Linked DNA regions of Homo sapiens: region 2 is linked to region 1. A link is a loop called in an ENCODE intact Hi-C map of the cell type or tissue named here. Cell type or tissue: dorsolateral prefrontal cortex. All regions are shown on one strand. Each heading gives the region's core, and the rest is flanking DNA. Links, peaks and the distances in the headings are about the cores only.

What was found. Hi-C counts contacts between places; a loop is a spot of excess contacts. Peaks named below come from ENCODE experiments on the same cell type or tissue, not always from the same donor. Only the 100,000 strongest peaks of a DNase experiment are listed, where the experiment ranks them.
Region 2: a loop joins it to region 1, with 37 times the contacts of the local background. A loop is called at or near these places in 12 of 110 quality-filtered maps.

Annotation. Positions count from the first base shown.
Region 1 is chr2:97,688,903-97,701,018 of GRCh38, forward strand. C2orf92 (chromosome 2 open reading frame 92) reads left to right here. Exons shown (of 8, transcript NM_001351368.2): 4 at 1-91; 5 at 1,354-1,425; 6 at 10,124-10,234. Among named protein-coding and RNA genes, the nearest start is that of ZAP70, 19 kb to the right of the region's middle. RefSeq lists enhancers at 1-256, 1,792-2,591. In dorsolateral prefrontal cortex, for the core only: CTCF peaks have their summits at 8,567 (motif pointing left), 8,767 and 11,424; DNase peaks (open chromatin) are centred at 8,549 and 11,429; H3K4me3 peaks cover 336 bases; H3K27ac peaks cover 411 bases.
Region 2 is chr2:96,058,057-96,070,172 of GRCh38, forward strand. No RefSeq gene overlaps it. Among named protein-coding and RNA genes, the nearest start is that of GPAT2, 29 kb to the left of the region's middle. RefSeq lists an enhancer at 1,203-2,113. In dorsolateral prefrontal cortex, for the core only: CTCF peaks have their summits at 5,543 (motif pointing right) and 5,749 (motif pointing left); DNase peaks (open chromatin) are centred at 4,065, 5,165, 5,555, 7,735 and 2 weaker places; H3K27ac peaks cover 3,024 bases.

The DNA of each region.
Region 1 (12,116 bases), core at 3,697-11,696:
CTACTGCAGGTGTTTCCAAAGTTTCCGTATGACCCATCATTTAACGAAGCAACAGCAGTCAGATCCATTACAAAGACAGACATGAGAAAAGGCAAGTGTATGTCATTAACATAATAAGTGCACACATTTCTATAGGCCTATGTGTTGTCTTAAATGTGCTATACTATCATACTAGCAGTCTTTAAACCAACTACTGGTGGGGCAAAGCCAAATTGAGATATGAAGGAAACAACTGTCTGAAATCCTCTCTATAACCTTCCACTCACTATGGAATCTGTGCTCCAAAGTGTGAATATCCCTGTATTTTGGGGTGATCCTTGATGTGCAGTGTTAGGCAGGTTCTGCCACCCTGGAGGCATTCAGAGGACAGAAACCTGATCTGCAAGTGGGGTTCCCCACTCCCGACAACAGGAGCCCCCAGCAGCATCCTAACTTTCAACCCAACACACGAATCCTTCTAAGTGCACAACGTGGTTTGAGAGAATTAGTGCAGTCATTAATACCCCATTCAGTGGATGATAAAACAAGACCAAAAAATGACTTACCTTAAGCACACCCATAGAAATGACACATGTGAAGAACACACTGTTTCCCCAAAGCAGCTTCATATTATGGGAAAAATTTAGCACTTTGGGAATTAAGATAGGTATTTGCTCACAGTAATAAGGATAGAATAGTGTATTGGAAATCTGCCAGCCGTGGGTACAAGTGCCCCAGGCAGGGAGGGGGAATGGGCACTGTGTTGGTATTCTGCAGACAGATGTTTGCACCCCAATTCCTGAGGGTAGTTTCCCTGAGGGTAGCCCAGGACAACTGCCTGGGCACCTCTGCAATCGGCAGTGAGGCGGCACCACTGTCTACATCAAGGCATTCACTTTCAAACACACATTTTGCTCACACAAGTTGAGTTCTATATTAGCATTTCAACTTAAAAATGGAAAACAAGCCAGGCGCGGTGGCTCACACCTGTAATCCCAGCACTTTGGGAGGCCGAGGTGGGCAGATCACTTGAGGTCAGGAGTTCGAGACCAGCCTGACCAACATGGCGAAACCCTGTCTCTACTAAAAATACAAAAAAATTAGCCAGCCATGGTGGCTCATGCCTGTAGTCCCAGCTACTTGGGAGGCTGAGACATGAGCATCACTTGGACCTGGGAGGCGGAGGTTGCCGTGAGCCGAGATCTTGCCACTGCACTCCAGCCTGGGTGACTGCGAGACTCTGTCTCAAAAGACAAAAAAAAACCACAAAAAAACCAAAAAATGGAATACAAAATATGGGCCCAAGGTGCTTGCAAATGTGTACTGATGAATACCCTTTTTCTTATTGTTTTTTATTCATGTGTCTTATCAAAGGAACCAGCATTGCTTGGAATTCTCCTAAACCAGAATATTTCCTTGGCAGTGTGGACAAAATTCCTGATAAAGGTAAATGCAAATGCATAAAATTGGAATTGGGGGTTGGTAAGTCATTGTTCTTTTTCCTCTTTTTTTTTTTTGAGACGGAGTCTCACTCTGTTGCCCAGGCTGGAGTACAGCGGTGCAGTCTCGGCTCACTGCAAACTCTGCCTCCCAGGTTCACGCCATTCTCCTGCCTCAGCCTCCCAAGTAGCTGTGACTATGGGGGCCCGCTACCACGCCTGGCTAATTTTTTGTATTTTTTAGTAGAGACAGGGTTTCACCGTGTTAGCCAGTATGGTCTCGATCTCCTGACCTCGTGATCCACCTGCCTTGGCCTCCCAAAGTGCTGGGATGACAGGTGTGAGCCACCGGGCCTGGCCCCTCCTTTTCCTTTTACCTGACCTGAGTTCAGAGCTGAGGGTCTGGCAGATGGTGCTCAGACTCTCTTGTAGAGAGTACAAGAGAGTACTTGTTTTTTTTTTTTTGTTTTTTTTTTTGAGACAGAGTCTCACTCTGTTGCCCAGGCTGGAGTACAGTGGCACCATCTCAGCTCACTGCAAACTCTGTCTCCTGGGTTCAAGCAGTTCTCTGCCTCAGCCTCCCAAGTAGCTGGGACTACAGACGCACACCACCACACCCAGCTAATTTTTGTATTTTTAGTAGAGACGGGGTTTCACCATGTTGGCCAGGCAGGTCTTGAACTCCTGACCTCGTGATCCGCCTGCCTCGGCCTCCCAAAGTGCTGGGATTACAGGTGTGAGCCACCGCACCTGGCCACAAGAGAGTACTTGTACTTGGCTGTACAACGTGTGTGCTTCACCCTGAATTATGAAGAGTTCCCTAATCAATGGTAAGGTTTAGGATACCCATGGTTTCCCCAAATCCCACCCTGTGCGAGTCTGCTTCTGTGATATGTACAGCATGGAGGAGCAGATCAGAATGTTTATTCTCTGCAGGCAGACGGATGCCAGCCAGGAGGGACAGAGAGCTAGCCGCAGACACCTGGTGCCTCCTCCCAAACTGACCTGGGCAGGTCCTTCCCCCGCTGGGGTGGTGGGGCTGGGCAGTGGCTGAGCACATTCCTGAGGTGCTGCCCCGGAGGAATTCTCCCCTCCTCCTCAGGAGTGTGGGAAAGCGCTGCCTCCAGCTAGGAGCAGAGGCTCATCTGAGCTATCTGATCATGCTGGAGGGAGATTGGCTCCACAGACAGGATGAGCAGCTAGAATCCATGAAGCATTTCTCCCCTAGAAAGACTTAAAAGATTTAAAAGAAAAAAACCAGGCCAAATAGGTCACTGTCCAAGCTGGTAAATATGTGGTCTTTCCTGGGTGCAGGATTATGAACCTGGCCAGGAGTTCCCGGGCCGCACCATGCATCAGCCGGAGGTCAGGGTGGGGAATGGGAAGAGCTTATTAAAAATCCTTATTCCTGGCTGGGTGATGTAGCTCCCCTGTAGTCAGGAGTTCAAGACCAGCTACTCAGGAGGCTGAGGCAGGAGAATCGCTTGAACCCAGGAGGCAGAGGTTGCAGCGAGCTGAGATCGCGCCACTGCACTCCAGCCTGGGCAACAAGAGCGAAACTCCGTGCTGGGATTACAGGCATGAGCCACCGCGCCTGAAAATAGTGTGTTTTAATGTCTTGTCGGACTAGTTCCCCTTTTGCAGTTTTTGTTTTTTCATTGTTTTCCTGGCTATTTTTGCATGTTTGTTTTTCCATGTGAACTTTAACATCAACTTGTCTAACTTCATCAAAAGGCTATGGTATTCTGATTGGCATTGCATCAAATTTATACTACAATATTCACTGTGGGAAAACAGATGTTAGGTCATCCTATGCTAGAAATGGGAATGCCTTTCCAGTTCTTCAAGTTTATTTTCACTGTGTGTTAAAGTTTTCCTTACATAGATTTTTACATGTATCTTCTTAAGTTTATTCCTAAGTCACTTAATTTTCTGTGTTGCTATTGTAAGAGAGGGGGTTTCTCTATCATTATACTCTCTACCTACTTAATGTTTGGGTATAGGAAGGCTTGATTTTTATATATTAATTTTATGTCCTATTGCCTTGTTCAATTCTACGTATACTGTTATAGAGATAGTTTTACTTCTTTTTTTTTTTTTTTTTTTTGAGATGGAGTCTCACACTGTTGCCCAGGCTGGAGTGCAGTGGCATGATCTCAGCTCACTGCAACCTCCTCCTCCCAGGTTCAAGTGATCCTCCTGCCTCAGCCTCCCAAGTAGCTGGGACTACAAGCACATGCCACCATGCCCAGTTAATTTTTGAATTTTTATTAGAGACAGGGTTTCACCATGTTGGCCAGGCTGGCCTCCAACTCCTGACCTCAGGTGATCTGCCCGCCTTGGCCTCCCAAAGTGCTGGGATTACAGGCATGAGCCACCATGCCCAGCCAGTTTTACATCTTTACCTATTGTTATGCCTCTACCTGATTTATTTATCATGTTTAATTGCATTGCTAATACCTCTAGGATAATCTTGAATGGTTGCTGGAGATACAGTGGGCATCCTGCTTTGTTCTTGCTCTTGGAGAAATGCCTCTTGAGTTTCCTGATTAAGAGTCTGGTTATAGGACTAATATGAATGAGAGATTATCTGTATATCTAGCCTTCCATCTACACACATACATGTAAATATGTATGCATACATATATTTATACTGAGAATGAGAATATATCTGTCCAAAAGATACTTTTTGGGTATTTTTTTCTGTTTCTGTGAGTTGTGTTACTTTAGATATCTCATGTAAGTTGAATCATACAGTATTTGTCTTTTTGTGGTTGGTTTAGTTCATGTAGTATAATGTTCTCAAGGTTAATGCATGTTGTAGCATATGACAGAATTTCCTTTCTTTTTAAGGCTGAATAATATTCTATTGTATATATATACCATCTTTTCTTTATCCATTTATCTGTTGTTGGACACTTGGGTTGCTCTCACATCTTGGCTATTGTAAATAATGCTGCAATGAATATAGGTATGCAAATATCTCCAAGATCCTGTTTTCAATTCTTTAGGATATGTATCCAGAAGTGGGATTGTGGGGTCATATGGTAAATCTATCTTTAATTTTTTGAGGAACCTCCATATTGTTTCCATAGCAGCTACACTGTTTTACAATCCCACCAATATGTGCAAGAGTTCCCATTTCTTCACATCCTTGTTAACATTTGTTATTACATATTTAAAAAATCAAGAATGGGTGCTGAATTTTTGGAACTAATCATATGATTCTTTTCCTTAAGTCTATTAAGATTATATATATGATAATAATGAATTTCCTAATATCAAACCAACCTTACATTCCTAGAATAAATTCTACTTGGTCATAGTGAGGCTTGGAGAGTCCAGTCACTGCTCAGGAATCTTGGGCCTGGGCCCAGCTTTTTCTCTGCTTCAGCACATCTGTGCTGTCACTCAGAGTGGCAGGGGATTGGAAGGAGCCTTGGGGTTCCTTTAGCCACCAAGAAAGCAGCAGGTCTTTGTATAGATATGTAGACTGAGCCATGATTTATAACTTTTAATTATTGATACATATGATAGGTGTTTCTCCATTTGTATTCTTTTTCAATTTTTAAAAATTATTATACAATACACATAATATGAAGTTTACCATCTTAACCATTTTTAAGGGCACAGTTCAGTGGTATTAAATACATTCATAATGTTGTGCAACCATCACCAGCATTCATCTCCAGAACTCTTTTCATCTTATAAAACCAAAACTCTATACTCATTAAATAATAACCATCCATTCCTCCATCTCAGCATCCCCTGGCAACCACCGTTCTACTTTCTGTATGATTTTGACTATAAATATCTCACGTAAGTGCAATCATACAGTATTTTGTTACTGACATTTCATTTTGCATAATGTCCTCAAGGTTCATCCATGTTGTGGCATATTTCAAAATGTCCTTTCTTTCTTTCTTTCTTTTTTTTTTTTTTGAGACAGAGCCTCACTCTATCGCCCAGGCTGCAGTGGCGCGATCTTGGCTCACTGCAACCTCCTCCTCCTGGGTTCATGCCATTCTCCTGTCTCAGTCTCCCCAGTAGCTGGGACTACAGGGACTACAGGCACCCGCCACCACGCCCGGCTAATTTTTTTTTTTTTTTTTTGTATTTTTAATAGAGATGGGGTTTCACTGTGTTAGCCAGGATGGTCTCGATCTCCTGACCTCATGATCCGCCCGCCTCGGCCTCCCAAAGTGCTGGGATTACAGGCGTGAACCACCATGCCCGGCCCAGAATGTCCTTTCTTTTCGAAGCGGAGTAATATTCCATTGTATGTATCTACCATGTTTTGTTTACTTACTTATCCCTTGATGGATATTTGGGTTGTTTCCACATTTTAGCCTTGTGAATAATCCTGTTATGAACGTGGATGTACAAATAATTCTTTGAGACCCTGCTTTCAGGTATTTTGGGTATATACTCAGAAGTGAGATTGCTGGATGATATGATTTTGGTTTTAATTTTCTGAGGAAACGCCATGCTGTTTCCCATCATGGCGGTACCATTTGCATTCCTACCAACAGCACACAAGGGTTCCAGTTTCTCCACATCCTCGCCAATTCCCTAATGATTAGTGATGTTGAGCATCTTTTCAAGTACTATTGGCCATTTGTATATCTTCTTTGGAAAAATATCTATTCAAGTTCTTTGCCCATTTTTGAATCAGTTGTTTGTATTTTTGTATATTGTTGGGTGTCAGGAGTTCTCTCTATAGTCTGAGTATCATTCCCTTATCAGATAAACAATTTGCAAATGTTTTTTCCCATCCTGGGTGGGGTACCTTTTTATTCTGTTGACACTGTCTTTTGATGCGCAAAATTTTAAAATTTGCATACAGTCCAATTTGTCTGTTTTTTCTTTGGTGGCCTGTGCCTTTGGTATCAAACCCAAGAAATAATTTCCAAATCCAATGTCATGAAGTTTCTGCTCTATGTTTTTCTCTAAACGTTTTTATAGTTTTAGGTATTACATTTAGGTCTTTGGTCCATTGTGAGTTAATTTTTGTTTATGGTGTTGGATAAGGCTCTAACTTTATTCTTTCGCATATGATATCCTGTTTTCCTAGTACCATTTGTTAACCTATTAAAATTCTTGTGCTGGTTTTTTGCAAATGTTAGGTGTGGTCTGCCCAGGAATGTATATTACAGTGCCAAGATACCTCAGCCCCTGAATAATGTATCTTCACCCTTGAATAAAAAATGCCCCTGAATAATTTACCTTCACCCCTGAATAATCATTGTTTAAGTAAAATTAAATGATATGCTTGAGGAATAGAAAGCCTACTATCTAGCTTGATCTTTTGATTTCTAAAACTGTTTCTTCAGTCAATTGCTTTAACATAATTTTACTTTCAAATCTTTATTTTTCCTTCAGGAGAAGCCAGGACAACATTTTTTCTTTTATTTTCTTTCTTTTCTTTTCTTTTCTTTTCTTTTTCTTTGAGATGGAATCTCACTCTGTCATCCAGGCTGGAGTGCGGTGGCGCAATCTTGGCTCATTGCAACCTCCACCTCCCAAATTCAAGCAATTCTCCTGTCTCAGCCTCCTGAGTAGCTGGGACTACAGGCACGCACCACCATGCCCGGCAGTCTTGCCTAGCAAGACAGGTTTAGCAGGGTAGTTCTGGCTCAGAGTCCCCCATGAGGTTGCAGTCAAGATTCTTCCAGATTCATTCTCTCACTCAAGACCTAACTACTGATCTGTCCTACCCAGTGGGAAGCACTGTGCTGGAAGCTAGAGAGCTCAGTGAGGCATTCTTGTCCTCCAAGAGCTCACAGCTCTTAGGAGAGTCAATCTAATCGGTAAATAACTATTAGATATAAACATGCTAACATTGAAGGTCTTTAAAAAGTGCTTACGTTGTAATCGCACGGAGTTCTGGGAGAACAAGAGGCTGATCTCCTTGATAGGGTTTTTCCAAGTAGGAAGAGTGAGGGAAGAAGAGGGCTGAGAAGAACTGTAGGCAGTGACAAAGCTCACGTCTGCCAGCTGAGGGGGCTGATCAGATCCATCTTCAGAGGGTGGGAGCTGCTCTCAGGCTACTCTGCAGGGACAGTAAATTCCAGACCACACTGTCTGCACCTCCTCCTTGGCAGTAGTGACCATTCAAAAAAAAAAGAAAAAAAGGCTGGGTGTGGTGGCTCACGCCTGTAATCCCAGCACTTGGGAGGCCGAGGCAGGTGGATCACCTGAGGTCAGGAGTTCGAGATTAGCCTGGCCAACATGGTGAAACCTCATCTCTACTAAAAATACAAATATTAGCTGGGTGTGCTGGCGTATCCCTGTAATCCCAGCTACTTGGGAGGCTGAGGCAGGAAAATTGCTTGAACCCAGGAGGTGGAGGTTGCGGTGAGCCGAGATGGGGCCACTACACTCCAGCCTGGGGGACAGAGACTCCGTCTCAAAAACAAAAAACAAAAAACAAAAAAACCAATGGTCGAAAACATCTCGATAGGAGGAGGAGTGGGGAAATGACCATTCTGGGAAGTGAAGTGTCTTTTAAAAGGTGTGCCCAGGTCTGTGGACAGCAGCTGTAGCTACTGATGATCATAGGTCCACTGAATGGAACATAGCATCAGTCCTAGCAATAACATGCTATTAACATGTAATCAAAGGCTCACGTCAATGTTAGAGTCTCCAAAACATAGAGAATCATGAAGATGAAAGACTTCAACTTTTTCTTGAGCACAAAGTCAGAGTTTCTTGGTTCTGCACTCCTTTAAGAAGGTTTTTACCAAGCCCAGCACATGCTTGATTGGCAGCTTGGGTTGAGCCTACACCATGGAAGGACGGGAGAATTGCTCTTGTAATGGGTGGCTGCTCCTGTCATAGTTAGTAGTTCTAAAGTTGGAAAGAAATCTGGAAATGAAACTGTGTTGGTCAAAAATTTGATAATTGTGCTTATTTTTTCCCACAAAAAAATAATCCAAGAAATGATCAAACACAAACCATCAAACATAAAAGACGCCTTCAGATTCTTCAAAGAACCTTAGGTAAATGAAAACTTACGTCCATACTGACGATAAGAATAGGCAGTGGCTCTTGCCTCTGGTAGAGAAAGAGAGTGAAAATGTGTTCCCGTGTCAGGTCTACCATTGCTGCAGCTCTGTGGAAGACCAAGCCAAGCGCGCCCCCTGGTGGATAACTCCATGCTCGCCAGGGCTTTCTGTCTGTGGCTATTAATCTGAGTCGGATTTGACATGTTGCATTTCAAAAGTCAAGTTAATTATCAGTCTTATTAAATTGGGAGTTTTCTCTCTTTTCTAAGCCAAGTTGAATAAGGAACAAATTTCTCTCTTTTTTCCAGGAATACCTAGAACTTCATGAGACTGTTATCAGACACCCACATGATGGTCTTAATCATATTGTGATAATTTTCTGTTATTTTATTTTATTGTTTAATTTTATTATTCTTTTGAGACAGGGTCTCGCTCTGTTACCTGGGCTGGAGTGCAGAGGTGTGATTATAGCTCTCTGCAGCCTTGATCTCCTGAGTTCAAGCCATCTGCCTACCTCAGCCTTTCTAGTAGCTGGGACTATAGGTGTGCGCCACCATGCCTGGCTAATTTTTTTTTTTTTATTTTTAGTAGAGATGAAGTCTTGCTATGTTGCCCAGGCTGGTCGCAAACTCTTATTGTGACAGTTCTCTATCTCTCTGTGAACAAGGCCAAGGAAGATTTACCAAACCCATCCAAAGCTGCCCCGCCCCCACTTCCAGCTCTTGGAGGTCTCCCATCTGGAGCTGGGGGCTCCAGCCTGCTTTGAAGTCTTCCGGGGTGTGAGATTCATTACTTCTCATCCTTTCCCATTCCCTCTTTGATAGCTCACCTTCTAAATGCTAAACAGTCCAAACAGATTTCCCTGGAGCGCCTACCCATTGGTTCTAGTTTGTTCCCCAGAGCTTCTCAAAACATCTCTCAGCCTCTTCCCAGGCCATCCTGCATCTGGCAAAGATAGGCAGGCCATGCTGGCCTCCCGATTTTCTCCAAGCTAAACTCAGGCCCTTTGACAGGTCCCATATGCAAACGAGTCAGGCACCAAAGGGCAGAGCTAGGATGCAAATATTTCTCATTTTCGACTGTCTTCTTTCTATTAAACTATTCTGCAATCCCTCTACTGATACCTGAATATTTCAGTGTGGTTAATTTTCCTATCTTGTCCTCGCAACTCAAGAAAATTTTTATAGTACTTCGTGTTTTAAAAATTATTTTCATGAACATTGTACAATCTGTGAAGTAGGTCTCATTATCTCTATTTTATGCAAGTGGAGAAGTAGGCTGGGGCTTAGAGAGGTTCTCTAAGTGTGGTCCTCTACCCACAGAAGCAGCGTCTTTCAGGATCTGTGAGACATACGCATTCCCAGGCCTACCCCAGACCTATGGAATCAGAAACTCTGGGGTGGGGCTTAGGAATCTGTGTTTTCATAAGCCCTCCCAGTGTGATTCAGATGCACGCTCGAGTGTAAGAAATGCTGCCTCAGCTATGGGTGGGTTGCCCAGGAATTTGTTAGATTTTTTAAAAAGTAAACAAAAACAATAAAACACCAAAACACTGAGGTTCTGTAGGACATTTAGACTTTTCCCCCAAGTCCTCCCTAACTCCTCACTTTGAGTCTAGAAGAAGCTACTTTTATCATAAACGCTGAACTAATCACATGCCATGGTTGTTTGTAGATGAACACATTTTATCTTTTGTAGATCACCTTTCAGAGGAGAAGAATTTTAAAGAATCCTGTCTGTTCGACAGGGATTTAAGAGAGCAGTTAACTACTATAGATAAAGAAACACTTCAAGGAGCAGCTAAACCAGGTGGGAATCTATATGGCCTATAAACTAAGTATGATGCTTAAATACGGACAACTTCTGAATGTGTCTTTTGCCTTTCATGGTATTTTAACTGACATCTTTAATTCACCCGCTAAAGTGAATTAAATCTGCAGTGAATACAACCTGCAGTTAAAATTTATGAATTAAACCAACTCCAGAGGCCGGGCACGGTGGCTCACGCCTGTAATCCCAGCACTTTAGGAGGTCAAGGTGGGCGGATCACCTGAGGCCAGGAGTTAGAGACTACCCTGGCCAACATGGTAAAACCCCGTCTCTACTAAAAATACAAAAGAAAAAATTAGCTGGGCATGGTGGCGGGTGCCTGTAATCGCAGCTACTCGGGAGGCTGAGGCAGTTCAAGAATCACTTGAACCCAGTAGGGGGAGGCTGCAGTGAGCTGAGATTGCACCATTGCACTCCAGCCTGGGCAACAAGAGCGAGACTCAATCTAAAAAAATAAATAAATAAATAAAAACCCAACTCCGGGAATTTCACCACTCTTCCAAAAAGATGCTACTTTTATATTGTTTCTATACAGCCAGGGCTTCACCCTCGCTCATCCCTGAGCCCAGACCTGTTTAGAGTGGGCAGAAGCTCACCCATGCTGGTACCAAGTGCAGTACACCCCTCCACACTGCCACTCCCTGTCAAAATTATACCTGGTTGTCACTTCCTAATGCTTAGAAATTAAATGCTGAATTATTCTAGCAGAGCCTTAGAGCTGCTGGATACGCTGCCTCTTGGCATAGCATAGCTGAAGGTAGGAGGCTGGACATGCCCTGTTTTCTCCCCATCACCCAAGAAGACCCTTGCTCAGCACTCTGCTGTCTACATAACCGGCTGCCCTGGGCAGCTCTCCACACGAAACCAGCCGATACCTGGGATCATACCTCCATGCCTGATTTCCCTGATGTCTTTTTCTTTTTTGGTCACATTATAAATGGGGTGACAGAAGCTCTAGGAGACACTAATGTCGGCTGAGATCTCCTTCCTTTGAGATCTAGCTAAGACTGCCGCGTTTTCCCCAGCCTGTGCTCAGTGGTATTCCGTCCACTCTCACAATTTCTGTAAGTCCTCAGAGGGGCTCAGGAGCTCAGGATCATCTGTGGCCTTGTGTTTGCCTCGTGCTGGTGCAGACATGAAATCTCCCAAACCTACACACACGAGGCAGATTGTGTATGCAGTACAACTTTCTGAGGCCAGGGGGCAGAGGAGGGGAAGCAGAGAAGAGGTTATATCACTGCCCTGTGAAAAGCTGCAGAGTGTTCGCCTCCATTGTTCTTAAAATCCTTTGCAGTAGGATTTCTCAACCTCCTCTAGTGCCCCTGCTTCCTCCTACCCATCTGAGCTCTCCTCTGTTCTTCTCTTTACCTCCTACAAATTGTCTGTGGAACTTTCTTTCTGGCTGCTTTGTTGCATGCCAGCCCGTATCCTCAGTGTCTCATCTCCACCCCCCAAAATCATCCCATCTTATCGCCAAATAGCAGATGAATGCATATGAATGCATTTCCCCAAACAGCCAGTTCCTTCCCAAGAGGACTTCTGGAACCAGTGGCTAAGATGCCAAGGTTTTTTGTTTTTTTTTTTGAGATGGAGTCTCACTCTTTTGCCCAGGCTGGAGTGCAGTGGTGCGATCTCAGCTCACGCTCACGGCAACCTCCGCCTCCCGGGTTCACGCCATTCTCCTGCCTCAGCCTCCCAAGTAGCTGGGACTACAGGCGCCCGCCACCACGCCCGGCTAATTTTTTTTGTATTTTTAGTAGAGACGGGGTTTCACCGTCTTAGCCAGGATGGTCTCGATCTCCTGACCTCGTGATCCGCCCGCCTCAGCCTCCCAAAGTGCTGGGATTACAGGCGTGAGCCA
Region 2 (12,116 bases), core at 2,007-10,006, 1.6 Mb before region 1:
TGCATCGAGGCTGATAGGCTGGGTTATGTAGGTAACAAGTAGCCCACTGTTTCAATGGATGAAAATAGCGAAGTTTATTTCTGACATATGCAGTATGACCACTGAGTCAGCAGGAGGGCTCTGGGCATCACAGTCACTGGGTGACCCAGTCTGACAGAGTTTCATCTCAACAGGAGTGTCCAGGATCTCAGAGACAGGAATAGAGAACATGCTGGCCCACACAAGGGCTCCTAAGGCTTCTGTCTGAAAGTGACATTCCACCCACTTCCACCCACATTTTGTTGGTAAGAGCAACTCACATGGCCATGCTTGAATTGAAGTGGATGGAGAAGTCAACTCCTACCATGGGCCTGGCATAAAGGAGACTTGAACATCTGTGAACAGCCCGGATGACTACCATAATGACACCTCACCAAGAGCCCCTGCCCACTCCATTTCACCTGGCCCATCGCTGCAGGACTTCCCACTGTGCAGGTGAATGCTGCCAGGGAAGGAGGGAGAGAGTCCATGGAGGGTTCAGTTTCTAGCTGTTGCTATCTGGCTCCTTTTCTGTGGCAATAAATAGGTAAACATTGTCATGGCAGAGATGTAGAAGTCCCGCAGGAGGCGCCCTGTGAATCCCAGAGAGTTGCCGAGCCCAGCCTCTGGGCCTCAGAGTCACAGGAGGGAAGATGTCTTCCCAGCTCAACCCTTCCCCTCCTCCAGCAGGAAAGTTGCACTTTTGAGAGTGAAGGCCGGGTGGGGGTGAGGTGGGAGTGTGGCACCTTTGGCATTTTCTGCCTGAACAAAACTGCGGCCCCTGTCTGCCTTGGTGGCTGTCCCTGGCTTTGCTTTCAGAGACATCACCTCTCTGGGTCATTTTGGAGGAAGATGTGCCTCGGGATCTGGGTTTCGAGCTCTGGCTCTGTCGCTAACGGGCTGGCTCTGTGACCTAGGCAGGTCAATGAACCCCTCCAGAGCCTCCGTTTCCTCATCTGTAAACTGGGTTATCATAATGTCTGCCTCCCTAGCGAGCTCTCTGGATTCTCGTGAGGACCGGCTGTTATGGGGGGCATCACGGCTCTTTGTCCAGGTGACACGTGGGAAATATGAGGGCTTATCTTTGTGCTGCTGTGGCCTTCTTGGGATTCTCCCTGAGGACTGGCCCTGCCCTGCCTTGCTCTTGCCCCTGGGAACGGCCCACCCTGTCTCCTGCCTCCCCACCCAGACGGGAAGCAGTCACTCTGCCAGCTCTCAAGGACTCATCTCTGAGGTTTTAGACAGAATAATTTCCTCTCCCTCTCACGCCTGCCTGTCCGGGAAAATCACACAACCCACGCAGGACCCCCCCTACGTGCACCCACATGCCCCACAGCCATTGTCTCCTGCACCAGCCAGCAGAAAAGCAGAGTGGGGCATGGGAGGAGGATGCGGAGGCTGCAGGAAGGGGGGGTGACACCCCCAACCCTGAGGGTCTCCTGGTGTCAGGCCAAGAGCTGACATGGACATGGGGAGACAGGAGCCAGGCTCCTTCCAGATCCTCCCACAACCTGGGTTTCAGCCACCCTCAGCCACCCTGCCAAGGCCGCAGGCGCTGCACAAGGCCACAGGCAAATGTCCGGCTGAGGACTGAGGTAGGGGCTGGATCCCACAGCCCATTGGTAACAGAGACTGGATGAGAACGCCCGAGTCCAGTGCTCTTTCTGCACTGCTTCCCAGAACTTCCTGCCACTAGGGACCTGCAGCCAGAAAAGACAGGGCAGGAGGTACAGAGAGAGCAGAGAGAGCCTGCTCCAAGGGAGAGCCTCGGGACACAGGGAGTCTCATTCCTCCCTCCCAGCACGGGCTACGCCCATGCCACTCAGGCCTGAGCCACAGGGCACTGCCTAGCCCTGCTTGGGCCGGGGCTCACCAGCCCTTACAGACAGCAGGCCCCGCCTCCAAGACACTACCCCATGGCAGGGGAAAGCCTTGGGGTCCCCATAAAATGCAGGCATCGCCAGACAGAGAATAGGTCTGTCCTATTCCCAGGATGGGAAGATTTACTTAGGGAGGGGCCACCCTGGATACCCTGCCCTCCAGTAGCAGCCAGGTTCCGGAAGATCCCATGAGGGGCCAGTGTGGACCCCTCCCCTTCAACCATCCAGGCCTGCAGGTCTGGGGCTAATGGTGGGGAAAGGGGGCTCCAGCAGCTGAGGAGGGGCAGAGCCAGTGGATGGAGGCAGAAGGCGGGCAAATCTCAGGCACATTTTCTGCAGTGATAAAGACCTTTTGCTCAGCAGCTAGCTTCCACGGCACTTCTCCCCCACATGACACCACGTCAGGGCCCACAGGAGAAAGTCCGGAGTAGGCTGAGGCACTGGGTCCCCTCCCTTCTCCCAAACACACCTGCCTACAGGGGGCACTGCCCCCTCTCAGAGACTGGGGGTGGAAGCTTAGCTGCAGGGGGCGGGATGGCTCCAGGAGAGGAGAGCCATCCAAGAGAAGGCCAGGGCTCTGGGAGAAGAGGGGGTCCTACTGCCCTCCCGGAACAGGGCTCCTGGCTCCGTGAAGCCATCTCCACAACTCCCACAGCTGCCTCCTCCTGCCCCTCCTCAAACTCCCACAGCCACCTCCAGCTCCTGCACCGTGAGGTCTGCTCCACGACCGCAGGAGCCAGACAGAGGCCGGGGTAGCCTCAGGCAGACAGACACTTTTGTGGGTGTTCACCCAGAGCTAGACCTCAGGGAAAACAGGGGTGGCCTGGGGGCTGAGAATTCGGCAGTCCCAGCACATCCAGGACCATAAATACGCCATGCCCTTTGACCCGCTAACCCCACTGTTTGGAATTCCTCCCAAAAACATAATTGCAAAGGGAAAAATAGCTATATGTGCACAGCTGTTTATAGCAACACTATTTATCATAGTAAACAAGTCAAGTCAGCCAAAATACTTTGCAAGTTGTGGGAGGGGGAACTGTGGGTCAATAAGGTGGGATATTTATTATACGTACAAGAAAAATGGTAAACTTGTAAAATTACTCATACAATAATGTTAACAGCAGTGAGAAGACAAACTTGCACATATCTGTTCAGGCAGCAGTCAATGACTGAGCACCCCGTCTGGGCTACACAGCTGCTCCAGGTGCCAGAGAGATCCCCATGAACAGGACCAAGTCCACGCCCTCGTGGAGGGAACATTCCAGAAGTGCACCATAGGGTCAAAGGTAAATTAAAACCACAGGCAAGTACTTCCCCAAGGCAGGGAGATGGACAGAACCGAGTGTTGTCCACTGCGGGGTCCATCCTTCCTGGGCTGGTGGGTCACCAGGGAGTGGCCCCACAGAGGTCTGCAGTCTCCTAAGGCAGGAGCCAGACCCAGGATCAAAGCGAGGGGCACCTGGCCAAGGGCAGTGGGTCCTGCCAGACCACAGGGTCTTCTCCCCACAGGAGGGAAATTTGTCAGGCTGCTTTTAGGAATCCCATGAACCTTTGGAGTTTGTGCATGAACCAGGGGAGGAGCAGTCCCCGAGACTATGAGCTGAGTTTTCTACTAACCTAACAAGCTAGGAAGGGTCACAACTGAGGGGCTGGGGATCCATCCTGCCTCCAGCATGGCCAGATCTGCAAGCAGGAGATGTCGTATGGTGGCCTGGGAGGTGAAGGGGTCTGAGTCAGAGGTAAAGGTGTAATCTGAAGGTGGACTGGCCCCCATCCTGCCGGCTCCCTGTGGTCCAGAGAGTTGGAGAAAGCCCCTTGGACCAGAGCCTTCCCACACTTGGTCCTGTGTCGGGTAGGAGATTTGCAGGAGGCCATTTCTGCTGTTCCAGAGCCCAGATGTACTTCCCTGGGGTGCTGGGAGCCAAGGCATGGAACTGCAGTCGCCTCCCAAGTTCAGGGCCCTGGGTGGAGCTGCTGGCTGCAGCCAGGGCCAGGGAGCAGAGATGCCCCTCTGCCACCCTGCCCCACCCCAGGCAATGAAGAAACTCCAAGCTCTGGGTCCGTGGGAGGCACCAGGCAAACAGAGGAGTCAGCAAGCTAAACATGCTATTAGCAGCGATGGAGAAGTGATGATTCTCTGCACAGCTGTCAGAAGCAGCTCCCCGCCGCCTGGCACCAGCACCTGGGGAGGGGCCTCCGCTCATCGGCCTTCACAGAGATGCCCCAGGCTGGGAAAGAAAGACCAGCAGGCCGGACATTCTGTGCCACCACTCCCTCGTCCTTAGCTGCAGGGATCTTGCCCTTCATCCAGAGACTGAGACCTGGAAGCGAGGCCCACCTCTGCACCTGCCCCCATAGCTGGGCCTTCGTTCCTCAAACTGTAAGCTGGGCATGAAAGTAATACCACCTTTTGTGGCAGAATTGTTGGGAGGGACCAGTGAGATATTTTGTCTGAAGCACCTTGCAAATGGTAAAGGGCTATGGGGTCACTGCTGTTACAATTCTTCTATCAAAAATCTAATCTTCAGGGCTTTCACTGTTTCATTCACACAGAATGAAATTGAGGCTCAAGAGGTTACACGATTTGACCAAGTCACACAACTGCAAACAAGTAGGTGTCAGTTTCCAGGATCGAAGCCAGGAGGAAGCTCAAAGAGCATCCAGCCCCCATGCTGTAAAAGGGATTCAAGGCCCAGAACCAGAAGGTGATTAGCCTTGCAGCAGGACAGAGGGCAGACAGCACCGAAGCCCAGCTCTGCTCACTCTGCTGGGAGCACTTCCCAGGCCACTGTGGATCTGGGCCTTGTCCTCAGCTTGGGGTGGCTGCAGGAGCATCCTGAGGAATGAACCCATGCCAGAGCACTGAAGATGCCCCCACCGCCCCCGCTGCAGACTCCTCACCCAGGTCTCTTCATCTCAAAGGGGCTGTCATAGAGGCCCAGGGCTGTGACCTGGAGGAACACACTCCACCTTCCTGACATCCAGCCCGTCTATCATTCTAATAGTGGAAAGGTGGGTTCCAGAGCCTGCTCAAGACACAGTGTGCAGAGCAGGGAAGGAGCCTGCCCAGGCACAAGGCAGGGGCCCCTCTCAAAGCCTCATGCGCTGCCTGGGGCCCTTGACAACCTGAGGCCTTCCAGGATGCTTTGAATTCAGTCTTCTTGGCCCTGCTGCTGCCCCACTTGACAGAAGAGAGATGGATGGGGAGGTGAGAGGCACTGCCCGCCTAACCACCCACCACCTGTCACTTCTGCCTTTTGAAATCACTTTCGTGGGCAGAGGCAGGGATGCTGATCACACCATGTGGGAGGGACTTGGAGGGTGGGGCGGTGACTCACAGGACAGTGGGGGATAGGAAGCAGCTCCAGAGCCTCCCTGGTAGTGAAAGGGAAGGGCGCTAGTGACTCAGGGACAGCTGGGGAGGGGTGCATGGGGAGGGAGCTCATTCCCCCCAGCTCTGTGCCCTGCATGCCTGGGGGGTGACCTCCTGTGGTGGGCCCCGATCTTGCCCCTGTGGGGCAGTCTTTGCCCTCAGCTTGCTTCCCAGCAGTAGCCAGGCACCCAGTAGCTGCATGGTGAGTGAATTCCAATCTTGCCCGCTGCCGGCCAGCTGTGCAGACCTTCGGCAGGCTGAGTGCTCCTCTGCCCTCACATCTAGGCCTGTAGATGGAAGCAGAGCCCGACTCATAGAGCCAATTGCCCATCCTGCAGCTGTGAATGTTGCAGCTTCCAGCAGGTTCTTGCTGCAGACTTACTGAGAGGACTGAGGGCTGTGGCAGGCCACCCCAGCCTGCTGGGCACCCCCTTCAGGATGGCCCCAACAAATAGTAAATAAATGCCCCACTCCCAGGCCTGCTTGCTTCCGGTGCTCCTTTCACCCCTGCCCTGCACTGAGCCCCCTGACTATGGCTCCCTGATTCGTTCTCAGCAACACCCGGTGTCCCCAGAACGCTACACACTGGGCCCTGGTGGGGCACAAGGGAAACAGCACATCTCAGACTGGGGTTTTCAAACCCAAAGAGAGTCTCCCACCTAGACAGAGGCAGAAGAGAGGCAGGCTCACGTGGTTGAACTGTGTCCCCTGTGCCCATAACACTCAGCCCATCCCCTACCACCTCCTCCCCGGCCACCTTCCCTGACATCGAGCCCATCCATCACCAAAGTCTCCCCAGAGCCCAACTACTGTCATCCCAAGCCCTGCCTCAGTCAGGCCACTGCCCCCTTCACTTTCTATCCAGGAGACCCAGCCAGCCAGTGAGCTCTGTCCTGAGATGGAAATGCGGCCACAGGAAGGAGAGCAGGAGGAGAGCAGGAGGAGAGCAGGGGCCCAGGCTTCTTCCCTTCCTCATTACCTGTCCATCCATTGGTTCATCTGTCTGTCCATCTATCCACCTATCTACCCATCCATTCATCCATCCATTCATCTGTCCATCCATCTATCCATCTACCATCCATCCATTCATCCATTCACTCACCTGTCTGTCCATCTATCCATCCATCCATCTACCCACCAATCCATCCATTCTTCTGTCTATCCATCCATGCATCTATCCACCCATTTACTCATTCCTCCATCCATTCATTCATCTGTCCATCCACCTATCTATCCATCCATCCAATGATCCATTCATTCACTCATCTGCCTGTCCATTTGTCTATCCATTCATCCATCTTTCCATCTACCATCCATCCATTCATCCATCCATGTATTTATATGTCTATCCATCTATGCATCCACCCACCTATCTATCCATTCCTCCATCCATTCATTCATCTGTCCATCCATCTATCCATCTACCATCCATTCATTCATCCATCCATCCATTCATCTGTCTACCCATCTATGCATCCACCCACCTATCTGTCCATTCCTCCATCCATTCATTCATCTATCCATCTATCTATCCATCTACCATCCATCCATCCATCTACCATCCATCCATCCATTCATTCATCTGTCTGTCCATCTATCCATCCATCCAAACATCTATCCATCCATCCATCCACCCATCTATCCATCCATCCATCCACCCATCTATCCATCCATTCATCCATCCATCCATCCATCCATCCATCCATCTATCCATTCATCTGTTCAACCATCCACACATCCATCCATCCATCTATTCATTCATCTCTTCATCCATCCACACATCCATCCATCTAATCTCAGAATGCTTAGTGATGTCACCCTGTGCACATGGGTCTCCTGGAACATCAGCTTTAAAGGGGGAAGGATTACTGCTAGGTTTGTTCCCTGTGGTATCCTAGTGCCTAAAAGCTGGCACAAAGTCAGTGTTGAATACATATTTGTTGAATGTCAAATGACTGAATGAATGAATAGATTCTTCACCTGGAGAAGGGAAGTAGAGCCCACCAGCCATCATCTTCAAGTCTGGATGACCCAGGCCGAATCCCAGGCCATCCAGAGGTTAGGCCTCAGGTCCAGGGAATGGCATGACTTGCCCAAGGCCACCTGGCAGGGTAAGAGCAGGGCCAGGTGTCCGGCCTGGGTATTCTTCGCCCAGATTAGTGTTTTCTGCACTAACTACTAAGAGCTTTCTGTGCTGGCAGTCCCTGGGAGCAGCAGCAGAAGCCTAGAGCCCAGGGGTGGATCCAGTGGCCAGAGTCAGGAGCTGAGACTGGGAGCCTCTGAGGAGCAAGAACCTGCCTGAGTGGGGTCTGGATATTCCCAGCAGGAGGAAGAGTGTGTGCTGTGTGGCAAAGCTGTCCCAGCTGCCCAGAGGAGCAGCAAGTGCTCTGCTGGCCTTGCAATCCCTGCCCCAGGGTGGGATGAGCAGGCTCTGGCCTGGAACACAGCAACCTGGCAGCCCTCCAAGCCCAGCCACCGCCCCTAGGCCTTTACGCCCCTCCACCTCTAGATCTGGGGGCCCCAGGAGTCAATGCCCACTTCAGCTCCAGCCAACATGGCCTGGGATCTGGTCTGATCTAGTCTCTGACCTCAGCTCTGCCCCTAGCTGGCTGCGTGGCCTTGGAAAGCTCACTTCTCCTCTCTGCCTCAGGCAAGCTCTGCTCTTCAGCCTCACTCAGGACTGCAGAAAAATGCATGTTCTTGGGCCTGTCACTAGAGATTCTGCTTCAGCATGTCTGCAGAGAACTCAGAAATAAGCAGTTTACAAATGCTGCCACTCAAGCATTTAAGGAGACAGGCTGAATGAGGGCAGAGAGCCCCATGGCTGAACCACCCCATGGCATCTGGCTCCGGGCAGGCCACCTGAACACTGCCCAGCCTCGGTCCTCTTACCTGCTCAATGAGGATGCCCAGGGAATCCTGTGGGTGTTGGCAGGTCCTGTGGGAGATGGTGTGGTAACAGCACTTGGCCATACCTTACAGGACTCCAAACGGTAAGGGGCTCAGGTCTATTGGGATCCATTTCGGCTGTGAGTAACAGCAGCTGAATACCATGGAAGTTGATTTCTCTCTCCTATCTGTCTGTGGGAAGCTCAGAGCACTTGCTGGCAAGGGAAGGGGTCTCAGAGGTGGAGGGAGCCCCCACCACACAGCCCCAGCCTCCCAGGCAGCATAGGGTGGGGGCAGGCGCATGCAGAAGTCCTGCTTTCTTCCCTCTGCTTGCACTTTTCAGCCATGTGTGGAGCCTCACGGGGCCTCAGCTGCCTCGTCGGTGAAGTGGGTGTAGTGATAGTGTCCACTCTAGGAGGTGGTCACTTTGAGGATTCGATGAGGTCATCTGTGCAGCACACCTGCTCAGGGCCTGCGCTTGGCACTCCACAGAGCACAAGGCCAGCTCTACTCCTCCAGGCTGCTGCAAAGTGCTGCCAGTGCAGGGGCCTCTCCCTGGGTACTCAGGAAAGGCCAGAATCCATGAGGCTGTTGCTCTGGCCCTGCTGCCTGCATCGCTGATCCATCCTCAGCCTGAACCTCAAGGGCTGCAGCTCAGACACAGCTCTGCTGCTGCTTCCTAGGAACAGAGTGAGGACTCAAAGGGAGGTGCTGGGAGCAACCAAGGACATCAGTGCCTCCTTCTCAACCAGACACCCTGGGCTCTGAGCCCTAATGGTTCTCCCTCCCACTGTGGCCTAAGTGTCTTCACATTCAAGGCTCTGGCAGTCATGAGGATTACATCTCAACATGAGATTTGGAGGGACCATCCAAACTATATCACACGGTAAGACATGATGCATGTTTATACACTTTATTGGACAATTTGTTTACTGACAGCCAAAAGCACCCTCACAAATACAAAGGCTCAGCACTGTCTGGGGAGTCTTTCCAGCCTCATTTTCCACCACTGCTCTTTGATGCCTCTCTGGGTGAACCGTGTGTTGCTTTCTCTTTGCTTTGGCTGCTAACTGCCAGGCCCCTCTAGTGTCCTCAAATTGGTGAACTCCTAGTCATCCTTCAAAGCCCAACTCAAATTTCCCCACCTCTGCAAAGGCTTCTGAGCTCCCCTAGGCAGAACTCAAAGCCCTGTCTTGCTGCCTTCAAATGTCTTCACTGTGGAATTTCTCACATCATTCTCCAGCCACTTGTCTGCTGGCCAGTCTGCTGCACTGTGAGCTCTTGGGTGCTGCAGCTCTTTCTCCATGATCTGTTATCCCCTAGCATTGCACCTGGTATGCTGCAGGTGCTGGTCAATGCTGCATATTGCATTACTGAAAATACTGCTTCCTCCAGGCCTCCTGTAACCCTTGGCTCTCCTGATGTTCTTGCCCAGCTGGGCAGGAAGGTGGTGCATCTCTCATGTCCCAGGAGAAACAAGCTCTCAGTGAGGACACAGTATGGGAATAGGCTCCTGCTGCACCACACTGTCCCTGCTCTCTTCAACCCAGGTGGGATCCCTGGCCCAGACAGGAAAAAGGACATCCAAGGTCACCAGGCTGCTTGGAGCAGAGTGGGGCCTCCAGAATTGGGTAGGAAACACTGGGTGTGTTTCAGAGCTGGCATGACAGCTGTCCAAATTGACAAAACAGTGCAGGAGGCAGGAGCTGTGGGAGTGGGGGGAGCTGTCAGGTGCTGAACAATGCCACCTGCCAGCCACTGAGGAGCAGAGGGGATGGGGGAATGGGGGGAGACGGAGGGGAGCTTGGCACCGGGAATGGGCCTGGGACGCCTCCCTCAAGAACCCTCCCCCCACAAGCCCATGTCCCTCAGCCTCAGGAACCAGAGGGGCCATGGGTGAGGGGGAAGGAGCAAGAGAGCTGAGTCAGAGCTCACCCTGGGCAAAGGTGTGGACTGCTGGCTCAGGGTCAACCAGGGCTCCTTTGGAAAGCAAACAACGACCAGGGATTAGAGGACTTTGGAGAATAGGATGGTGCTTTGTCTGTCTCGGGGGCCGGGAGCGGTGCCAGGAGCATCATGGATTGCTGGGGAGCTGGGCCAGGCTCCTGGGCTCCCACCCTGCTCCTCTGAGAGCGGACAGCAGGATTGAGTAAGTGCTGTGCCCTCTGAGCCTTCCTGGAGCCCCATGGAGCTGGGATCCAGGTGCCGAGCTACCCTGGCCACAGCACACAGATGCTGAGAAGTCAGTGAGGCCTTTTAGGAAGGCAAGCTGCAGGCAGGGGCTTGCCTTCCTAAGACCTGAGTTCCCAGGCAGGGTGTGCAGGGGAAAAAAGGCCACAGGCTGCAGCCAGGAGTTGCTTTGTTTTTCTTTATTATTGCAGTTTAGAGATTTTTTTTAATTGTACAAGAACATCTCTTTTTGTTAGAAAAAAAACCCTGAAGTATTACAGGCAGTGTTAATATGTCTCTTAACCACCTAACCCTCCCACAAAACAAATTTCTGTTTCTAGAGGTAACCACTTCAGCTACTACCATTTAATAAAAATAATACATGTCACCCTCCAAAAAAATACACTTCAAGCCATACCTAATGTCTAAGATAAAATGTTTCCCTTTCCCTAATAATCATGAACAATTTCTCGGGTACTCCTCTGGATCTTTTAAAATTCATAATCATATTCAGGCACCAGATAATTGTTGTTTTCTCATAAATAAGAATCGATACTTAATGATAGGAATAATAGGTCCTGCTCTGCATCCTCCCCACCTCCTGGGTTCCTGTGACGCCTCGGCTTCTCCTTGCACACCCAGAGAGACCCAGCCAGGGCCCCGCACTTTCTTCACCCTTTTCCCTGGGGGTGGACGCCCGTGGTCTTTCCTGTTATTTCCCAGGCAGCACAGGAGAAGCGCGCATACCCTCAGTCCTGGGTGCATGTAGGGTGACTGCCCCCGAGGTCGCCACTCAGCGGGTCCTGGGCAGCTTCCGCAGGGACTTGGCCTCTGCTTCCTCCACTGCAGCTGGGGGGTTGGACTGGATCTAGTCCATTCGAACCTCCCCAAGGATGGGCAGGGGGCACACCCCTCCCACTGTGCCTGTCCTAGCAGATGACCCGGACCCGGAATGTGGGAGCACCAGGGGTTTGCTCTGGGCCAAACACCCCTGGACACCCCTGCCCCTCTGCCCCCACCCCCTCTTTACTTCTTCTTTCCCTCCCAATACCACAAGTCCCCACACCATGGCAGAGACAGGAGCCTGTGTGGCCAGCAAGCCCAGCGAAGGGGGCTCAGGTGTCATCTCCACCCCCAGCAGAGGAGGGAGAACACCCCCAGCCAGCTTTGCAGCTCCCCCATTTCTCCCTCTCCCGCTGCTGCTACTGGTTCAAAAGATAAAATAAAAACCCTCTGCATCAACAAATAAAATAAAATCACAATAAAAAATTTATATTCCTGGGATGTAGGTCTTTCCAAACAGGAGCAGCTGCTGCCAGAGCTGAGTCTGTCAGAAGCAGGGCGGGGCTTTTTTTCTTACTAGGAGTTTCTTTTTTGTTCTTTTTTTCCCAAGGAGGCACGTCCAGTTAAAATACATTCCTGGAATGGGAGCTCCATGCGCTTTCCTGGTCATCAAAGCTGCCGTTTGTTAGCATGTTCTTTGCCTGTTATCTTGTTTGTTTGTGAGGATTGCTGGAGTTTCTTTTTTGAGATAGAGTTTTAGGCTGTTGCCCAGGCCAGAGTGCAGTGGCGCGATCTCACCTCACTGCAACCTCCACCTCCAAGGTTCAGGCAATTCTGCTGACTCAGCCTCCCAAGCAGCTGGGATTACAGGCGTCTGCCACCACACCCAGCTAATTTTTTGTTTTTAGTAGAGATGGGGTTGGATTGTTGGAGTTCCTGAGTGACAGGATGTTGCAGCAGAGGTGGTGAGTGGGGGAGAGGGGGGTATCCACGAAGTCAGGGGA